Regions from separate parts of the Homo sapiens genome. Here region 1 is linked to region 2. A link is an interaction called in ENCODE POLR2A ChIA-PET data of the cell type or tissue named here. Cell type or tissue: B cell. All regions are shown on one strand.

The links. ChIA-PET counts read pairs that join two places held together with the same protein. Peaks named below come from ENCODE experiments on the same cell type or tissue, not always from the same donor. Only the 100,000 strongest peaks of a DNase experiment are listed, where the experiment ranks them.
Region 1: POLR2A ChIA-PET joins it to region 2 with 7 read pairs; 4 of 35 experiments call an interaction of 5 or more read pairs at or near these places.

What each region holds. Positions count from the first base shown.
Region 1 is chr10:88,905,663-88,908,162 of GRCh38, forward strand. The region is part of intron 3 of STAMBPL1 (STAM binding protein like 1); the gene reads left to right. Among named protein-coding and RNA genes, the nearest start is that of ACTA2-AS1, 26 kb to the right of the region's middle. In B cell, no CTCF peak of the experiment used is centred here; no DNase peak of the experiment used is centred here.
Region 2 is chr10:88,999,906-89,002,405 of GRCh38, forward strand. The region is part of intron 1 of FAS (Fas cell surface death receptor); the gene reads left to right. Among named protein-coding and RNA genes, the nearest start is that of FAS-AS1, 8.2 kb to the left of the region's middle. In B cell, no CTCF peak of the experiment used is centred here; no DNase peak of the experiment used is centred here; H3K27ac peaks cover 1,811 bases.

The sequences.
Region 1 (2,500 bases), 94 kb before region 2:
AAGTGTTTTAAAGGCCTCTGAAGTGAGAAAATTGGAAAAATATTTACATAGTTATTTTGATGTGGCAGTTTGGGTATCAGTAATGTTTTCATATTCAGACCAATTGCACAGTCTCTAGGAGCATTAAATGTTCAAGTTTTTAAATTACCAACTAATGTACTCACAGGCATCCCAACACCATCTCTGAGGCTTAGGGTCAGGGAGGGCAGGAGGCTCAGGGTTATCAGATTTCCTTTCCAAGGCCAGCATAGTAATCTATTTAATACATGTTTCACTCTTCTTAAATATAATTTATTTTTTCATGCGATTTTCCCCGACAGAAATGGAAGCTTTATGAGAGCAGGAACTACAGTGCAGCTCCATTTATAGCACCTAGAACATGCCATCAACATTTAAAAAATTTGATTTGGTGGGTTGAGTCTAGGGGACAAGTTGGGAGACACAGGAAAGATCTGATTCAGGTTCAGGGATAGGTTCAGGAAACTCATTCAAGTTTCATATAGCACTTATTATTTCTTTTTAAAAAACATTTTATTTGGCTATTAAGAACACTATGTACAAAAGAGCTGTCAAAATGTTGAGTAAAAGTGGCTACATCAAAACAGCCATGTCAGAGTATCATGTTTCCTATTAGACAGATATTTGTTAGTGACATATCCTAGTTTAAGAGTTAACAGAAATGGGACTTCGTCTTTCCTTACTATAAATCTGGTAACTTACTAGTTGAAAGGATGTCCTGTCATCAATAATTATATCTTCTAAGATGAACCTTCTTTTTTTTAATTGAAAGTCACATGCCGATTACTTTTGCTAGCTTATTATTTATTAATTTTATTTAAGTTGACAAATAAAAATTATATGTATTTGTGGTATGCAACATGTTTTGATACATATATGCTTATATTGTGGAATGACCAAGTCAAGACAATTAACATATTTATTACCTCACAGACCTTTTATTGAGACAGGGTCTCCCTGTTGCACAGGCTGAGTGCAGTGGCACAATCATAGCTCACTGCAGCCTCGACCTCCCTGGCTCAAGTGATCCTCCCACCTCAGCCTCCCGAGTAGCTGGGACTACAGGCATGTGTCACCATGCTCAGCTAATTTTTTATTTTTGTAGAGATGGGATCTTACTATGTTGCCCAGGCTGATCTCCAACTCCTGGATGCAAGTGATCCTCCTGCTTTGACCTCCCAAAGTCCTGGGATTATAGGCATGAGCTACTGTGCCAGACCCAAGCTGCATAATTATGCAATACATTGTTATTAAGTATAATCATCATATACACTGGACCTCCTGAACTTATTCCTCCTGTCTAACTGAAATTTTGTATCCTTTGACCAACATCTCACCCCCATCCTCAACTGCTGGAACTCTGATAGCTACCAGACTACTCTCTGCCCCCCTGTGAATTCAACTATTTTAGATTCCTTCTACATTGTAAGTGAGATCATGCAGTATTTGTGTTTCTGTGCCTGGCTTATTTCACATATAATATCACTAGCTTAGTCAGGGGCTTAGCCTGAGAACATTTAAGAAGTTGAAAGATACAATATTTTAAAAATTGCCTTCCATGATTCTACCGAGGGCAAAATTAAAGGCAGTTTACATGGTATGCAAAAATTGAGATCTGCATTTTATTCAAGTTACTGAACTTGAAAATTTAGAGAATGGTTGGCAACCTTCACCCTACCTGGGAAAATCACTTGTTTTTAGAAAGTTAAGTAATAAATATGAAATTAGAAGTTATTCTCCACCATTGATAGCCAAACTTTTCCAATAATTTTTGTTTCTGAATAAGTTACCAATTAATAATATTTCTTTTTCACCTTCTGCTCTGATCTTGCATATGTTCCTATGGAATTGTGAGCCTGGTGAAAAGGAAAAGGCCCCTATATCTCAGAATTACTGTGTAATCAAAATATTTGAATTCTCTTGTATTATTAGTTGTATGATAATTTGTAATTCACTTATTCTTCCTGGGCCTTAGTTCCTCATCTACAAATGAAAGATTTATGGGAGAAAATCTCTGAGGTCCCCTCTGCTCTAAATGTCTTTGAATTTATTCTATTTATAAAGGCTTAGATAGCTAACAACTTTTAAAGCTTCTTTAAGCCTTAATTTTCTCATTTAAAATGGGAATTATGCTAACATTTCTGTCTAACCTATAACCTTGTGATCAGATGAAATTAAATGATGAGTATATGTGTGTATGATTTGATTTACAGAATCAGTAAGTATAAGGCATATTGTTTGATCAGAAATAGCATTTACAGCTCATTATGATTTATCAAGGAAGGGTTATTCATTCATTTTGCAAATATTTATTGAGCACTTATTATGAGCTGGATGCTATTCTTCAGGCTGAGGATACATCAGTGCATAAAAAAGAGAATTCCCTGCCTTTGTGGTAGCAGTTTCTTCACTTTACCTGGAAGCGATGCACCTGGTTTGCTGTAGGAATTTCCTTTCACTGCTGCTGTCTCTTGTTCCTCAA
Region 2 (2,500 bases):
AGACAGAAATTACTGCAAACTGTACTTACCAGTTTCTGGTGATTTGTATAACTGAGCTTTCAATTTCAAAAATTAAAAAGTTCTCTTTAGTGTAACATATTTTTGTGTCCAGTAATTTTACTTCAAAAATAAAAGAGAATTTTCTTTACCATCAAACAACGTTGCTGTAATGAGTGGTGATATATTTAGTCCTAGAGGACCAAAGAGAAATAAAATGGCTTTGATTATGCTGGTTTAAGAAAATATATCCGATGAAACAGAGGTTAATATTTGTGATGTTTGATTTAGTAAAATTATAAGACTACCAAAGAAAACTAGAAGAGCAAAATAACCAAAATTTATATAAAGAATTCAATGTTGATAATTCAAAGGTTTAGAATTTTTTCCACCTTTCAAATACTAAGTTGCTGTTATAGATTTACTACCATTATTACCCAGATTTTCTATTTTACTAAAAAATAATAACACAGTTCGTTATGATAAATCAGTATAGATCTTTAGGCTCAACACAACCCTGCTACCTTTTAAACTTTTTTATTATACAACAAACACATATGCATTATCAAGAAAAGATGAGTTTAGCAAAATGAAGAAAAATAGTCTTATCAACTAGAAATAAGCACCATTAAAATTTCTGTGTGTTAAAAGATAATATGCTGCTGAAACTTTTTTTTTCTTGAAATGTCCCTCTTTTCTTTCACTTTTCATTTTCTTAATCCCTAACCTTCTACTGTTGAATTTTCTGGACCACCGTTATACCCCCTCATCAATAGGGCATTTTTTTCTGCAGTAGCTGAGCACAATGGTCATATTGAAGAAATTCCCTTGTGGGGGCTTTGCCTAGAGGTAAAATCCTCTTGGCCGGGTGCGTTGGCTCATGCCTGTAATCCCAGCACTTTGGGAAGCTGAGGCGGGAGCATCTTCTGAGGTCAGGAGTTTGAGATTAGCCTGGCCAACGTGGTGAAATGCCGTCTCTACTAAAAATACAAAAAATTAGCCGTCATAGTGTGCATTCCTGTAATCCCACCTACTCGGGAGGCTGAGGCAGGAGAATTGCTTGAATGCCGGAGGCAGAGGTTGTAGTGAGCCAAGATCTAGATTGTGCCACTGTGCTCCAGCCTGGGTGACAGAGCAAGACTCCGTCTAAAACAAAACAAAACAAAACAACAACAACAAAAACAAAGTAAAACCCTCTTCACTGTGATGACTCTAAAGCTTGCTTTTGTCTCTCTAAATCACAACAAACCGTTTGCAGTGTGATGCTGTGCTCAAAATTGAGAATTCTCACTGACTGTTCCAGGCATCTGTCTACTCATTCTTGCCATGCTGAGGGCTGTCATTTCTCACCACTGAATGCCTTTTTTTTTTTTTTTGTGCTTCTTTTTAAAAGTCTTTTCCTGTTTGCTTTGAACTTCAATAAAAACAGGGGGTAAGAAGGTAATATGCTTTTATTTTGTCTGTGGGGTTTTTTTCTTCCTTCTTTTGGTTCCTTTTCAGATCCTAGCTCATCAAGGCCATTTGCCACACTGACACTGGAATAAGCCTGAATGGGGGTCTATATTTCTTCCAGTAGTTAGTTTAATTCGGTCATTGAGCTGTTGCTCTATTTGTAACCGTCATGCTAGATCCGAGGGCTGACTATTCCTGAGAAAGTGTGGAGATCCTTTCAGACTGCCATGGTGCTAGGGCAGAGTTTCAGTCATTATCTTCTGTGTCTGCTAATTCTTGCATCATTTCTTCTACTCTGTAACCTGGTTGGCTATGAAAAGTGATTCTTCCTCACTGATGCTGCAGGCAATGGGTGAATATCCAATTGTTCTCTCAGGTTCTTGTCATCGGATACAAAGAACAAATTTCATGTGTCCCTGTTTCTGAGAGGTTCAAAGGGAGCAAATGCACAGATTCTAGCTTAGGATGACTTCCAGCTTCTAACTATTTGTCTGTGCATTCCATTTCCTCACCCCTGCGAGAGGTTGCAGTCATGGTAACGGCTGTTCTGAGAAATTCAGTGCCCAAACTGGAGGGAGGGGAACACAAACTCAGCTTCTTCCCAAGCTTCAGGGCAGGGCTGGCAAGTTTTGCCTTCCCCGCCAGCAAGAGCCCTGGCTTTAGGGGTCTTGCTACAGTTTTCCCAGACTGGAGGTCTTGGGGCTGGATTCTGGTTCTTAGCGAATTCTTGCCAAACACCTCCCCTTTCCCCAGTATCCATTTGTTTTGAAGGTTCTTTGCAGGCTTCTTGCCAATAATTGTCTTAAAACAAATGGAGTTGTTTGCATACCTAGATGGAGTAAAATATTTAGGAAACTATTCTACAAATATGAAACAGCCCAGATTTGGGCCAGAAGTCCTGGTCCTGAGTCTCTTGTTAGCCACTCTTAACTGTGAATTATTGGACAAATCATTTCTCGCACTCTGTGTAATCTGTCACCTGGGTACTTGATGATTTAAACCAGGAATTGTGGCCCTTCTCATAATACTGTCTCCTAAATATTGGGTGAAT